3 separate regions of the Mus musculus genome follow, and all the other regions are linked to region 2. A link is a contact called in ENCODE Hi-C or POLR2A ChIA-PET data. All regions are on one chromosome and are shown on one strand. Each heading gives the region's core, a stretch centred on a gene start or an enhancer-like site at or near the end of the contact. The rest is flanking DNA. Distances are from core to core; before and after follow the strand shown.

Region 1 (4,595 bases), core at 1,763-4,262, 1.2 Mb after region 2:
TCAGTGCCCTCCTCTGGCCTCTGCAGGCATGTGGTGGTATGTATGAACTCACACAAGGGCATACATACACATGAAAATAAATATAATTTTTTTAGTCTCTGACCTGGACAAGATGGTGTGGGCCTGTAATTTAATTGTAAGTCCAGGTATGATAGCATTTGCCTTTAGTCCCAACTCTTAGGCAGATGCAGGTAGATCTCTTTGAATTCAAAGCCAGCCTCATGTACAGAGGAAGTACAGGCCAGCCAGGGCCACAGACATTTCTTCTGGGGCATTCCCCACCCAAAAAAAATTTTTACTGAATTCCTGTTAGTCCTAAAATAAGGCCTCAAGCCCCCTTCTCCTCGTTAAACTTCAACTGCCGGAGTGCTGGGATTACAGGCCTGTGCTGCCACACCTGATGTTTTAGGATATCCAATACAACTGACCCTAGTCAACTTGACACACAAATCACTGTGAAGTCATACCCTTTCCTTTCTTCCCCAAGATCACACATTAATATAAACATCACAGGATGAAACATTTTACAAACTTAAAAAGTCCCATAGGCTGGACAGTGGTGGCAGATTTCTGAGTTCGAGGCCAGCCTGGTCTACAGAGTGAGTTCCAGGACAGCCAGGGCTACACAGAGAAACCCTGTCTCAAAAAACAAAAAAAAAAAACAAAAAAAAAAAAAAGAAAAAGTCCCACAGCCTTACAAATTCACTCATTAAGTTTTCAGTCTTTAAAAAAAAAAAAAATACCCAGTCTCTTTTAAAATCCAAACTCTCTGTAAAACTCTAAAATCTCTTTTTAAAAACGTTTTAAAGTCTCTCAACTGTGGGTTCCTGTAACATCAAAAATAAGCACTTTCATACTCCAAGAGGGAAGAGCTAGGGCACATGATCCAGTCTGTCATAAGACCCCACTACACTGGTACAACTTTGTTAGGGTTCCTGTTGCTGCATCAAAACAGTGACAAAAACAAAACAAAACAAAACAAAAAACAAAAAACAAACATGGGAAGGAAAAGGTTTATTCTACTTACTTCTGAAGGAAGTCAGAACTGGAACTCAAACAGGGCAGGAACTTGGAGGCAGGAGCTGATGCAGAGGCCGTGGAGAGTGCTGTTTACTGGCTTGCTCTCTAGCTTGTTCAGCCTGCTTTGTTATAGAGCCCAGAATCTTCAGCCCAGGGATGCTCCTACCCACAATGGGCTGGGCCCTTTCCCATTGATCACTGATTAAGAAAAATATCCTTTAGGCTTGCTCACCACCTGATCTTATGGAGTCATTTTCTTTTTCTTTTCTTTTTTTTTTAAAGATTTATTTATTTTATTTATATGAGTACACTGTAACGGTCTTCAAACACACACCAGAAGAGTACATCAGATCCCAGTACAGATGGTTGTGAGCCACCATGTGGTTGCTGGGATTTGAACTCAGGACCTCTGGAAGAGCAGTCAGTGCTCTTAACCACTGAGCCATCTCACCAGCCCTGGAGTCATTTTTTTTTTTTTTTTTCCAGAGACAGGGTTTCTCTGTTGTAGCCCTGGCTGTCCTGGAACTCACTCTGTAGACCAGGATGGTCTTGAACTCAGAAATCCACCTGCCTCTACCTCCCAAGTGCTGGGATTAAAGGTGTGTGCCACCACTGCCTGGCTGGAGTCATTTTCTTAATCAAGGTTCCCTCTTTTCAGATTTCAAGGTAACATAGAACTATCCAGCATGCCTGACTTTAACATAGACTTTAAGAAAAAAATACTTAAGCATTCACCAAAATAAGTAATTGGATTCCTGATTACTGGCATACAGTTCCCTTTGCCATCGTTCTCTGGCACTCAACAGCATCGGGGGACAGTTTGCTGCACTATCAATTGATGCCTGCCGTTGAGTGACAGAGTAAGATATTTTCCAGAGTCATTTTGGGAAATATCCTGGATCGTTTTCAGAACACTGCAACAACCAAGATGCTATCTGAGCTTTATTTGACCTTAAAAAACTGTCTAGGACAGATGCGGTCCACAGCTTGTTCCCCATCTGCAGCAGCCTGCTTGCCTAGCGCTCCCTCTGTGAGTTAGCATCTTTACAGAATTTGCTGAATCTGCAATTGCACTTTGGGTCATAGATTGCTACTTAGCAACATCAAATCCCACAGCTTTATCATCATTATGTACTTAAAATTTAAAAAGAACAAAATTTGACATAAATTGATGTCCAGTTTCAAATGTCATTTTTTGGGGGACTCATCTTAGGACATGAATAAAATTCAGTATTATGAGTATCTGTGCCTCATTTTTAATACCTCATTTCATGTCCACTCCATTCCCCCAGTCCCAACCAAGACGTTTTCTCCTGGTTTTCCTTTCCTCGGCAGCTTCTTTTTTATTTTCCAAAGTATGTTTTTTGTAGCTCAGAACATAGCTCAGAGAAAAGACAACCTGAAGCCTCTTTGGGAAGAAAAACAAGATAAAAATATGAAGCCGATTCTGTGCCTGCATTGCAATGTGATTGGAATGAGTAATAGTTTCTCATTCTGTTTAGCATCTTTCTCCACCTATCAAACATGGGACTGTACCATGCCTGCCTCGGTGGGGCGATATTACGACACGACCAGATAATTCAAAAAGAACATTACAGAGGGGGGGTCTTTAAATATTGTACTCTTTGGAGTCACAGGCTGGTACGTATCAGGCAAAGACATCAATTAGGATTTATAATAAAAAATTTGTAGCTTATGAAGGCATAAAGAAACATAATCTGCCAGCTAGAAAACATTCACATAAACAAGTGGAAGGTGGGGAGACTGGGCACGGTTAATCTGTAGCAGGGGCTGCAGTGGCGGGCCGGTTCTAGAGTTTAGCCACGCCCCTTACGTCAGGCTTTCCCCCATTCCCCCACCCCCTACCCCTCACCCCCGAGAGGCCTGCCCCACCCGCGGGCCCAGTCACTGCGTCCTTTCCTGCGGGAGCGCAGAGGGACAGTTCTTGCGCCTGCGCATTGCGTCGCTGCGCGCCTCCGAGGCCGCCGCCCGCGCGTCCAGGCTCTTTGTGCGCATGCGCGCTCGCACTCCTTCTCTCCCTGCGGAGCTCGGCTGAGTCAGTCAGTCTGTCGGAGTCAGTCTTCCGAACAGGCGTCGCCGGGAACTTCGGAGAGCCAGCTGCTGGATTATTCTGTGTCCCCTCCCACTCTCCCGCCCTACGTCTCTCTTCACCCTTCTCCCGCCCTTGCTCGTACAGCCATGGCGGAGTCGTCAGCGGCCACTCAGTCCCCGTCAGTCTCCTCGTCGTCCTCCGGGGCCGAGCCGTCAGCTCTCGGCGGCGGCGGCGGGAGCCCTGGAGCCTGCCCCGCCCTGGGGGCGAAGAGCTGCGGCTCCTCGTGTGCGGGTGAGGCGCGCGTGGGGCTTGGTCCCTGGGGAGCGCGAGCTACTGGGTCTCCGGGAAGGGGCGAGCGACCTGTCTGGGCCGTGGGCGGCTTTAGTCTCTTGGCGGGCATTTGAGGAACAGGCTAAGGGGGAGGGGAGCGAAGGACCGAGGTGAGGAAATAACGGGGTGTGAAGAAAACAGGTTGGGGGCGGGGTGGTGAACTAGAGTGGGCGTTGACGCTGACCCCCTGCAAGGGAGGGCACCGCAGTGGGGTGAAAACGGAGAAAGGCTATGTGCACCCAATGGATCGAGTGCTGGAGGCCCGAGAGCCCTAGGGTGGGTCGGGGGGTGGGGGTGACTTAGAGCAGGATTAGCGAGCCTCAGGGGATTGTGACAGGTGGGACGTAGGAGAAATGAAGTCGCTAGGATTTTGAGAGGGGTAGTGGTGGAAAAGGTGGCGTTGCAGGTTTGCAGACCGGTTGACACAATCTTAAATGGATGATATAGCCTTCCAAAAAAAAATTTTTTTTTTTTTTTGTTCGCCAGAAGGATCAGGAAGTTCTGTTACTGTTTTTGGCTAAACTGAATGCCAGATTTTTTTTTTTTTTTTTTTTTTTTTCTGAGACTCTGAGGTAGATGAGGCGTGATGAGAATAGCATGGGAAGATTTGGGAGGGAGCTGCTGATAGTCCAAGATGGATCCTTGGCTGCATCTGCAACACAGCCGGCTCTTCACCGGTGGTGCATCGTGGGGGTGGGGACACGCAGTCAGTTGCTATATTCTAGAAGATAATAAATACAGTCTTGCCAAGCCATCACCATGTTTTGATTTCTTGTTTTCGATGGCCTATTCTCAATAGCAGCATAACAAAAGGGAACGATTGCTGCAGGGGAAAGAATTCAGACAAAGCCTGGGCTGCTTGAACCCCCTTCTCTCTTGTGTGTGAAAAGACTAGGAGGGACGCTGGCGGCCTCCTTTAGTTTCTTTTGTATACAAGTCTGCCTGCTGGTGGGAGCTGACTGGCAAGCTCGACTCAGATCAGAGAGATCTGCAGTGCAGATGCCTTCTTGAGGAAAAATATGCACCACTGGCAGGTGGTGGTTCTTAAGAGAACTGAGTCTTTGGCGAAAAATTCGGTTTGTCAAAGGAAGGATTTTAAGAGGTTTAGAAAATGCTTTGTTGACTCCAGCGCAGTCTTGAATTATGACACAATATTCCTGATCTTAGCATTAAATATATTCTCTCATGTTTC
Region 2 (4,749 bases), core at 162-2,661:
TTGGGAATTCAAAAGGACAGTGGCAGGTGATGAGACTTTTCATATCCCTTCCTCTCTACTGTTCTGGCCTTGGCTTCTGCTTTCTTCCAAATACATAGCAATCTTGGCTGCCGGCCTACGTGGGGAGAGGGAGAAAGGACCTGTTGTTTCCTTCCGATTCTCTCTGAAAATAACCTAATTGGAACACAAAGTTCCTGAAATTGTTGGCACCTCCTAGAGTTGATGTTCACTTTTCACTTGTCCCTGCTGCTAACCCAGTCTGCCCCATTTACCCTTCCTCTTGCCAAGGACCTCTGCCGGGGGAATTTGAGAAACTTTCAAAGTGTGAGGGAACTAAGCTGGTTCCAGGGCCTAGCATAGTCAACTGATGTAGCCCGGCACACTAGAGGGTTTGAGAGTTATTGCAAGGTGGTTAAGAGTTAGAACAGGGGCTGGAGAGATGGCTCAGCAGTTAAGAGCACTCACTGCTCTTTCAAAGGTCCCGAGTTCAATTCCCAGGAACCACATGGTGGCTCACAACCATCTGTAACGAGTTCTGACGCCCTCTTCTGGTACATCTGAAGACAGCTACAGTGTAGTCACATATAATAAGTGAGTAAATAGTTCTTCTGGTGCATCTGAAGACAGCTACAGTGTAGTCACATATAATAAGTGAGTAAATAGTTAAAAAATAGTAAATAGTTAAAAAAAAAAGAAAAAAAGAGTTAGAACAGCTTGTATATTAAAAGGGTAGGTGCCTCAATACCTTCGGAATGTTTATTACAGCCCCATTAATCTCTTCTGGATGCCTGATTCCCAGTAATCCAACATTCTTGCTAGTAACTAGGGTAAGATAATAAGGGTAGTGACCACTTCAATTCTGCAGTTGAATTTTAAAATCAAGAAGAACGGATTAGAGTTGATCCTATGCAGTTGATGAAGCAAAGGATTGGAGTGGGTGCCCAGTAAATAGTTGCTGCCTGAGGAATTAAATTCAAGGAGTCTTGAAAGGTGAGTACGTGTAAGCCCCGAGGAGAATCCAGGAACTCAGCTAAGTCCGGAGTATGAGAAGATGTACGTAAAGCAGAAGTGAGATGTAGTGCCAAGGTCTGTGTGAAGTTGGGGAGATCAGCCTGAGCCGTGCTTGGGGCGAAGGGATCACGATGTGGATGGAGACTGGTGTCATCTTGTGGAGAGAAAAGAGGCCTCGCAGGGTAAGGGGCCGGAAGGTCGGAGGAGGGGCTTTGAAACCTGGTCAAGACAAATTCACGTTTGTTATTCTAAGGGTTTCTGACCACAAGCTCCCCTTCCCAGACTCTTGCAGGAATAAGCGTTAGGGATAGACGGGAGTATTCAGCGAGGCTGGAGGTGCGAAAAGACTTCTCTGCATCTCTTTAAGAGGCGGACCGGGGCGGAGTCCTGGGTCACTTCCCCGCCGCCACACCCGCCCAGCGGCAGAAGCAGTTAGGAAGCTCTGCTAGCCTCACGGCCACGGGACGCCTCTCTGAACGGGGATCCAGGCAGGATTAGAGCTGCCTCACTGACTACAGGCCGTGTCGTGTCACCGTTTCTGCAGGCACCATGAGCCAGGACACCGAAGTGGACATGAAAGATGTGGAGCTGAACGAGCTAGAACCGGAGAAGCAGCCCATGAATGCAGCGGACGGGGCGGCGGCCGGGGAGAAGAACGGTCTGGTGAAGATCAAGGTGGCGGAGGACGAGACGGAGGCCGGGGTCAAGTTCACCGGCTTATCCAAGGAGGAGCTACTGAAGGTAGCGGGCAGCCCTGGCTGGGTGCGCACCCGCTGGGCGCTGCTGCTGCTCTTCTGGCTCGGTTGGCTGGGCATGCTGGCGGGCGCCGTGGTTATCATCGTTCGGGCGCCGCGCTGCCGTGAGCTGCCTGTACAGAGGTGGTGGCACAAGGGCGCCCTCTACCGCATCGGCGACCTTCAGGCCTTTGTAGGCCGGGATGCGGGAGGCATAGCTGGTGAGTAGGGTGTGCACCCTCATCCCTTGCCCCCATGAATCCCTCGTTTAATCGGGCATTCTGCTGCTTTTTTCCTTCCTCCTCGTCTTCTCTAGAACGCTGGTGATTCTTTACTGCAACCTATTTTTTTTGGGACGACTCCCTGGCAAAAATCCCCCCCCCTTTCTTTAAAAAAAAAAAAAAAAAAACGCTAGCCGGACCCCTACTTCTTCCTAAGGGTGCCTGACTCAGCACATCATCTTTCTCCTCTCCCCTCCCCCAACCACGCGGCCCTGAGCCAGTTCAAACCAGTTTCTGAAGTAATGTGTGAGACTCCTTGCGTCAGCTACTTTGTCTCATGATCCAACCCGCGTCAGAGGGAGTCGGGAAGTGGTGGAGAGAATGTGGAGGCTGGAGGCTTTTCATGCCCTATTGGTTAACCCAACCCTCTCCTCCTAGGTCTGAAGAGCCATCTGGAGTACTTGAGCACCCTGAAGGTGAAGGGCCTGGTGTTAGGCCCAATTCACAAGAACCAGAAGGATGAAATCAATGAAACCGACCTGAAACAGATTAATCCCACTTTGGGCTCCCAGGAAGATTTTAAAGACCTTCTACAAAGTGCCAAGAAAAAGAGTAGGTCTTTCTAAGGAACTAGAAAGGGTTTGGCATTCTGGCCCAGAAACAGGATAGAGTTTTTGTCTGATTTTTCTCCTAACTGGCTCAGTTTTTTTGTGTCAGGCACAAGGGGGAATATGTTATGATTTACACTAAAAAATGTGCTTCATGCGTGAGCGTAATTTTTATGTATTTATTTTGGTTTTGGTTCTCAGGTAGGGTCTCACCATGTAATTGGTTGGCCTGTACCTGACTACCATGACCAGGCCGGATGAGAGTTTACAGAGCTCCCCTGGTCCCGAGTGCTAGACTTAAGTGTGTCACCATGGCTCGATAAAATAAATGGCTTTTAAATGTATAAAGTAGATCCTATATATAGAAGAGATTCAAATGCTGCTTTAGAGTTCACTATAGAGGGCTGACAACGTAGCTCAGTTTGTAAGAGTGCTTGTCTAGGATCCATGAAGACCTGAGTTTGATTCCTCAGCACAACACAAGCAGCATGTGCCTATAACCCCACACTTGGGAAGGAGATGTAGGGGCTTATTTATCCTCAGGCAGCCCGCCCACATACACAGAACCCTGACTTCATGGGAGGGGAAAATAAGAAAGAAACCAAAACCTCAGTATGGAAACTTGTGTGTGTGTGTGTGTGTGGGCGGAGGAGGAACTGCTCTAGTATAAAACCACCTGAGGGCTTTTGTGGGTTTCCTTCAGATTCTGTGCAAACCGTATGTAGGTTCACCTAGTAACCTGTGTTCAAGTTCCTTGTTTCCTCTTCTTCCCCAAAGGAGTTCTCTCAACTCGTTATTTTTCTAGGCATTCACATCATTTTGGACCTCACTCCCAACTACCAGGGCCAGAATGCGTGGTTCCTCCCTGCTCAGGCTGACATTGTAGCCACCAAAATGAAGGTGAGGTTTTATGGCCGACAGCATACAGATGTTGGTGCTGTGTGGATTTATTCACAGCAAGCCTCCTGTGCACTGTGTGGTTCTCCCAAGCAGGAATACCTCTTCCCATAGCCGGAGGGATAGGCCCAGGTGCACGGTGTTCTTCTTGTTTCTGTTCTGACTGCTTTGTGTGTGTGTGTGTGTGTGTATGTGTTTCCTTTACTCTAGAAGTGAGGCTGTGCCAGGAAGGGAATTTCTCAGATGTCAGTCTGGAACTGGAAGTTTAATTTTTCTTTTTGTGATAGGAAGTCTTTTCTTTCTCTGTGGGAACCCTGACCTGACTGGTTTCCCAGTTTTTGTTTGATGTATTTGGAACTGAGCCCAGTCTGAAATTATAAGTACTAGAGTCTTACTGTGTATCTGGTATTTTATCTTCCCCCATATTTTATTATTTTTTAAAGAGTTAACTCCACTATGAATGCTTTTTAAGATTTGTTTTTATGCATGAGTGTTTGTGCACTATGTGCATGTTTGGTACCCCAGCACTTGGGAGTTTAAGGTTATCCTCAGCAATGGAGATCTAGAACACAAATCTCCCAGCAACTAGCAAGAGCCAAATTGGGTGATTATAGGAGTCTCCAGAGGCAAGACAGAAAATAGAAAGGGTATTGGACAGTCAAGAAAGGATATTGGATCCCCTGGAGCTGAAGTTACAGATAGTTGTGAGCTGCTGCTACGTAGGTGCTGGGAACTGAACCTGGCTCCTCTGCAAAAGGGGCAAGCTCTTGACTCTGCGGAAGCTATTACCACTGAGCTCTCTCTCTAGCCTCCTGTCCCAAGTATTTTATAGCTGTTTTCTAATTTGTTTAGTAAACCCACAAAATATTGTCTGTTACTGACAATCTGTTACTGAAGAAACTGAGATGCAGTCACTTCATGTATTCCAAACCGGAAGTCTCAAGGAGTCTTCTCTGGTCTGCCTTTACCTTGAGGTAGTGGCTTAAACTTGGTACTCACCAGGCTAGGGTAAAGCTTCTAATGTCATCCCAGCTTCTGATGCCTACGTTTTAGGACACTGGCAGGTCCAGGGTGGACATAACAAAGGAAAGGCAGGTGCTGACACTTTTGGATTCTTAAGTATGTGGGGGAGACTCCTATAATCACCCAGTTTGGCTCTTGCTAGTTGCTGCGAGATTTGTGTTCTAGATCTCCATTGCTGAGGGTAATCCTAAACTCCCATGTGCTGGGATCCTATACTTAATAGGAAGTTTGTTAAAAGTTACTGATAAGAGAGTT
Region 3 (4,690 bases), core at 1,329-3,828, 1.2 Mb after region 2:
CCTACAGCCCTGCATTTTTAGTTTGGGTTAGGACTTTGGGTTTTTTGGTTGGTTGGTTGGTTGGTTGTTATTTTTGTTGTTGTTGTTTGTTTGTTTGTTTTTACCTCTTTACTTTCTGTGTATGGGTGTTTTGACTGCATGTGTCTGCGGATCACAGGTGTACAGCACCCTTGGATACCAGGAAAGGGTGTCAGATCACTTGAGATGGGAGTTACAGCCTGTTGTTAGCTGTGCTAACATGGGTGTGCTGGGAACTAAATCCATGTCCTCTGGAAAAGCATCCAGTGCTCTTATCCACCGAACCATCTCTTCAGCATTGTTTGTTTGTTTGTGGTTTTGTGAGATAGGGTGTCTCTGCAAAGCCTTGGTTGTCCTGGAACTCACTCTATAGACCAAGCTGGCCTTAAACTCAGAGATCCACTTGCCTCTGCCTCCCGAGTGCTGAGATTAAAGGCGTGCGCCACCACTACCTGGCAATCCTGTTTTATTTTGTTTGAGATAAGGTCTCTCCACAGAGCCAAGGATAGCCTCCAAGTCTGCATCCCAAGTGGCAGGGTTACAGGTGTGTGCCACCATGCCTTCATTCACAGCCCTGGAGATGAGATGACAGTACATACGGAGCTGGATGCAGGAGAAAGAGTGACACGTCTCCTCAGTCTGAGAAGAGAGGATTCATCAGTGAGATTTCATAGCTTCTACATAAGCCTGCAATTGGTGTATATTTATTTCTTACTGTTTTAATTAAAAAGTGAGTGAGGTGGCTTATAAAGCAAAGGAGCTTGCTGCCAAGCCTGATGACCTGACTTCAAATCCCAGAACCCAAATAGCGAAGAGGGGAACTAATTCCCGCAGACAGCTCCCTGACCTCTACATGTTTGCCACGGCATATGCATGCCCCCCAAAACACATACACAAACACACACATACATATACACAAACATGCTTTTTAAATTGTCTACTACAACAAAATTATATCAACACACGGTTACACAGTCAAAACACACAACTGAGACAAACATGTATTTTTATGAGTCAGCTCCTCACGGCTCAGCAGAGTTCAAGCTTTATATGGAAAATATAAAATATAGTGCTAACTTCTGTGCTCTTGGGTTTTCCCGGGTTCAAACAGAAAGCAAAACAGCCTGGCCTCACAGTACCAGAAACAGAAAGTGCAGCCTGGAGTGACTCTGCTGCTATGAGAACTGTTAGGTTTTAAGTGTTGTTTTCACTTGGGAACCGAATAAACTTGAACTTGATTATAATCCCACACCAGTACTCAGCTGGAGCACAATCCCAAGAGGGTTGTCTGCAAAAACCTGAACCAAATCAACAGTCTTGTTAAAATGAAGAAGACATTTGCCCTGTTCCAATCTCAAGACATCATGGGTTAACAAAGATGCCGGGGGCTGGGATGTGGCTCAGTCGGTAGAGTGCTTGCCTACCATGCAGGAGGGCTTCACAAAACTGGGTATGGGGCCTCACACCTATAATTCCAGCACTCAAGAGGTGGGGGCAGAGAAACCAGAAGGAAGAAACTGTCCTCGCTAAATAGGAAGTTTGAGGCCAGTCTGGGCTACCTGAAGCCTTGTCTCAAAAACAAAAGCAAAACAAAAATCAGAAAGAAAAGAGAAGGGGGGATGGAGGGAAGAAATGAAGGAAAAGCCAGAGCTGAGTGTTTGCTGGCAGCAGGGATGGCCATGGGTCAGCTGACAAGACAAAAATAAGCAGAATCAACTTCAGACATTCGACCCAGGAACCTGCCCAGGGTCCGGGTTTGGTAAGAAGACCCAGCCCCCAACTTCCCCCCCTCTACTGCTTTCTATTGAGCATGTTTCAAGCAGGGTGGCAGCCAACTGCTGAGGCTCAACAGGTGGCAGCTGACCCACAGCTCATACCTGATCCCCCAAGGGTTCAAATGTAGCTTCCTCACTACAAAGCTCCTCTCTTCAAAACAGCGAGTCAGACCCGGAGAAAACAAGAGTCACCATTAAAACACTACACCCATCCCTGGCCCACCCTTGGCTTCTCACGCTGTACTTACTATGGGTGCTAGCATTTTCCAGGATGTGTGAGCTTCAATTTCAGCTTAGCAGCAGCGTGGATGCCTAAGACACAGAGGGGAGCAAAGCTCATTAAGTCTCTAGCAAGTCTCCAGGAGCAGGGTAGCTTTTAGCAGAGCCCTCCAGAAACTTCCACCAAACTTCTCCAACTTTCTCGCTCTCCTCCGCTCTGACCTGAGCTTGCCCTTGAATAGACAAATCCCTCTCTGTAGGGCAGAAGCGGCTCACGGGATCCTTGGTCACCAGCAGGGTTCCTGGCCAGGCAGGCATTCGTGCGCCCCTGGCTCCTTTTCTCCGCGTACGGCGGATGGCAGACAGGTGGCAGCTCTCGCCTGGCTTGTTTACGCAGCCGAAACACTCTCCGCCTCCCAGACAGCCCTCGGGGACCCGCAGAGGCACCCGGGCTTCTCACCTTTGCTTGGGTCCCAGAAAAAAACTCTCCAACCTCCTCGCGCCCCAAGTAGGCAAGTGGAGGCCAGCGCAATGGGGACTGGTTTAATGGCCGCAGAGTCCAGGCTGAGCCAGATCACCCCGCCCCTCCTCCTGTAACTGGCTAATGAGAGCGTCGCCAAGGGCATGCCACTACTCAGTAGTCACTTAGATGCCTCCCTCCCGCTGCGTTCCCGCCTCTCTGCTCCTCTGCCCCAGATTCCCCAGCCCTTGACAGCCTATACACACTCCTCATGGAAGAACATGTTATGTCGAATTACATTTAATCTTTGTACATGAATCATACCAAAAGGCTATTTTTTAAGAGTAATACATGCCTGAAATCCTAGCATTTGACAAGCTGAAGCAGGAGGATTGCCATAAGTTTAAAGTTAGCCTGAGCTACTGTTTGAGATCTTCTCTCCAAAATAATAATAATAAATAATGATGATGATGATGATAATAATAGCCAGATGTAGTTGTTTATGCCTTTGTTTCCTGCACTCAGGAGGCAGAGGCAGGCCCATCTCTGTGAGGCTAGCTCCACATAGTGAGTTCCAAGGGTGCCAGAGCTATGCAAAGAGACCTTGCCTCAAAAATCCAAAATATAATAATAAAAATAAAAATAATGACAACAACAGTAATGTGGGGTTGAGGAGCTGGCTCAGGGGTTGAGAGCACTTGCTGCTCTTGCAAAGGGCCCCGGATGGTTCCCAGGATCCACATGGTGGCTCACAACCATGATTAACTCAGTTCCAGGGGATCCAATACCTTCTTTTGACATTGTTACTCATGAGGTACAGACCTGGTACATGTGCACACATACTGACAAAACACACATAGAGAAGACAGCTTGCACAGGGGTTTCAGCCAATAGAAAGTCTTTATTAGCCTGGCTGTCAACTACAGTGGGTGTTCAGTGTAGCACTTAGCTTTTCTCAGAGTGAGCTTTTAAACACAAAAACCATGTTCTGGGTTGGCATTCTTCAGTTAACAAGAACAGTTAGCCAAAAGCAGGCTCACAGAAGCCAAAAATAAGATTAGTACACCTGGCCTCTGTTTTAGCTTTGGCAGGTGGTGCTGTCTGCCTGAATGATACTTCCATCATGGAGTCAGTTGTGCTAAAGTCTTGGGGCCCACTAAGTCTGAAGCTCTGTTACACTCATAAAATAAATCTCAAAACATTTTTGTAATTGAAGGAGTTAAAAAAATACACTCCCTGGCATTTTGATTGAGGAACATGAAATATGTAATTTCTTTTGATTTCCTTTTCAATATTCAGAGATTACTTTATTCGTGTTTGAAATCAAATCCATGAACATAAAAGGTTAGATGTTTAAAACAGTATATTACCATTGCACAAATGAAAAAAGAAAAAGAAGCATTCTGGACAAACATGGCTACTGTTCATTTCTGTACAGTGTTCTTTTCTCTTTCTTAAAAGCAGAAGATGAGGCTCTGCATGGTGGCACATGCCTTTAAACCCAGCACTCAGGAGTTAGAGGTAGGAAGATCTCTGTGACTTCAAGGCCAGCTGGGGCTACACAGTAAGATCCTGTCTCAAAAGCAAAACAAACAAATAAATCAGGAATCGAAATTCCCAAATGATGGCTTCTCTCACTAAAACAGAAAGAAACCATCACCCAGAGGCCCTGGACTCTACTCCCAGCACCACTCCAAAAGGATAGCAATAACTCGCCTTTTCCGATTTCTCACTTAACGTAAACACTTCTGCAAAGTTTAACTATTCTTTTTCCTCCCTAGCTGCTTCTTGGGGTCCTTGTCCCCTCCTCTTCCTCACACTCCATAGTTCTTTCTGATCCTGGAGTGACTCTTGGGACCTCATGGACACTAGCAATTGAAATTGGGCCACAAATCCATAAGTCTTCATTTCCCCCTGCAAACCCCTAGGATACACACAACTTGCATCCGGGGAATGTGCATGCTTCTCCTCCTGATCGTCTATTCCAAGTCAATTTAATTCTGAAAGTCAACCAGGATTAGATCAGTAGAGTTGGATTTTTGCTTCTCCCTACAAATCTATGTGAAATTAAAAAGCCAGCCAAAGGGACAGGTTTGGTGGCATACAACTGTAGTCTGAGGCAGAAGATCACTTGAGCCTGGAAGTTCTAGACCAGCCTGGTCAACTCAGTACACATGAGAGTGGTGGAGACAGCTAGAAATTGTACAGCAAAAAGGAC

The links. Hi-C counts contacts between places; a loop is a spot of excess contacts on that map. ChIA-PET counts read pairs that join two places held with the same protein, here RNA polymerase II (POLR2A).
Region 1: a loop to region 2 is called in a map of T-helper 17 cell, with 4 times the contacts of the local background. The contact joins the promoter of Rtn3 here to the promoter of Slc3a2 in region 2. A Hi-C loop is called at or near these places in 3 of 37 maps with a recorded cell type or tissue (T-helper 17 cell, T-helper 2 cell and regulatory T cell). POLR2A ChIA-PET finds 5 or more read pairs at or near these places in 3 of 5 experiments (Patski and embryonic stem cell).
Region 3: POLR2A ChIA-PET joins it to region 2 with 18 read pairs in embryonic stem cell. The contact joins the promoter of Plaat3 here to the promoter of Slc3a2 in region 2. POLR2A ChIA-PET finds 5 or more read pairs at or near these places in 2 of 5 experiments (Patski and embryonic stem cell).

The regions. Positions count from the first base shown.
Region 1 is chr19:7,481,708-7,486,302 of GRCm38, reverse strand. It overlaps Rtn3 (reticulon 3), which reads left to right and starts at 3,012. Exons shown (of 9, transcript NM_001003934.2): 1 at 3,012-3,364. The coding sequence starts at 3,220.
Region 2 is chr19:8,710,559-8,715,307 of GRCm38, reverse strand. It overlaps Slc3a2 (solute carrier family 3 (activators of dibasic and neutral amino acid transport), member 2), which reads left to right and starts at 1,411. Exons shown (of 9, transcript NM_008577.4): 1 at 1,411-1,966; 2 at 2,405-2,578; 3 at 3,380-3,474. The coding sequence starts at 1,561.
Region 3 is chr19:7,555,347-7,560,036 of GRCm38, reverse strand. It overlaps Plaat3 (phospholipase A and acyltransferase 3), which reads right to left and starts at 2,578. Exons shown (of 5, transcript NM_139269.2): 1 at 2,473-2,578; 2 at 2,042-2,105. The coding sequence starts at 2,056.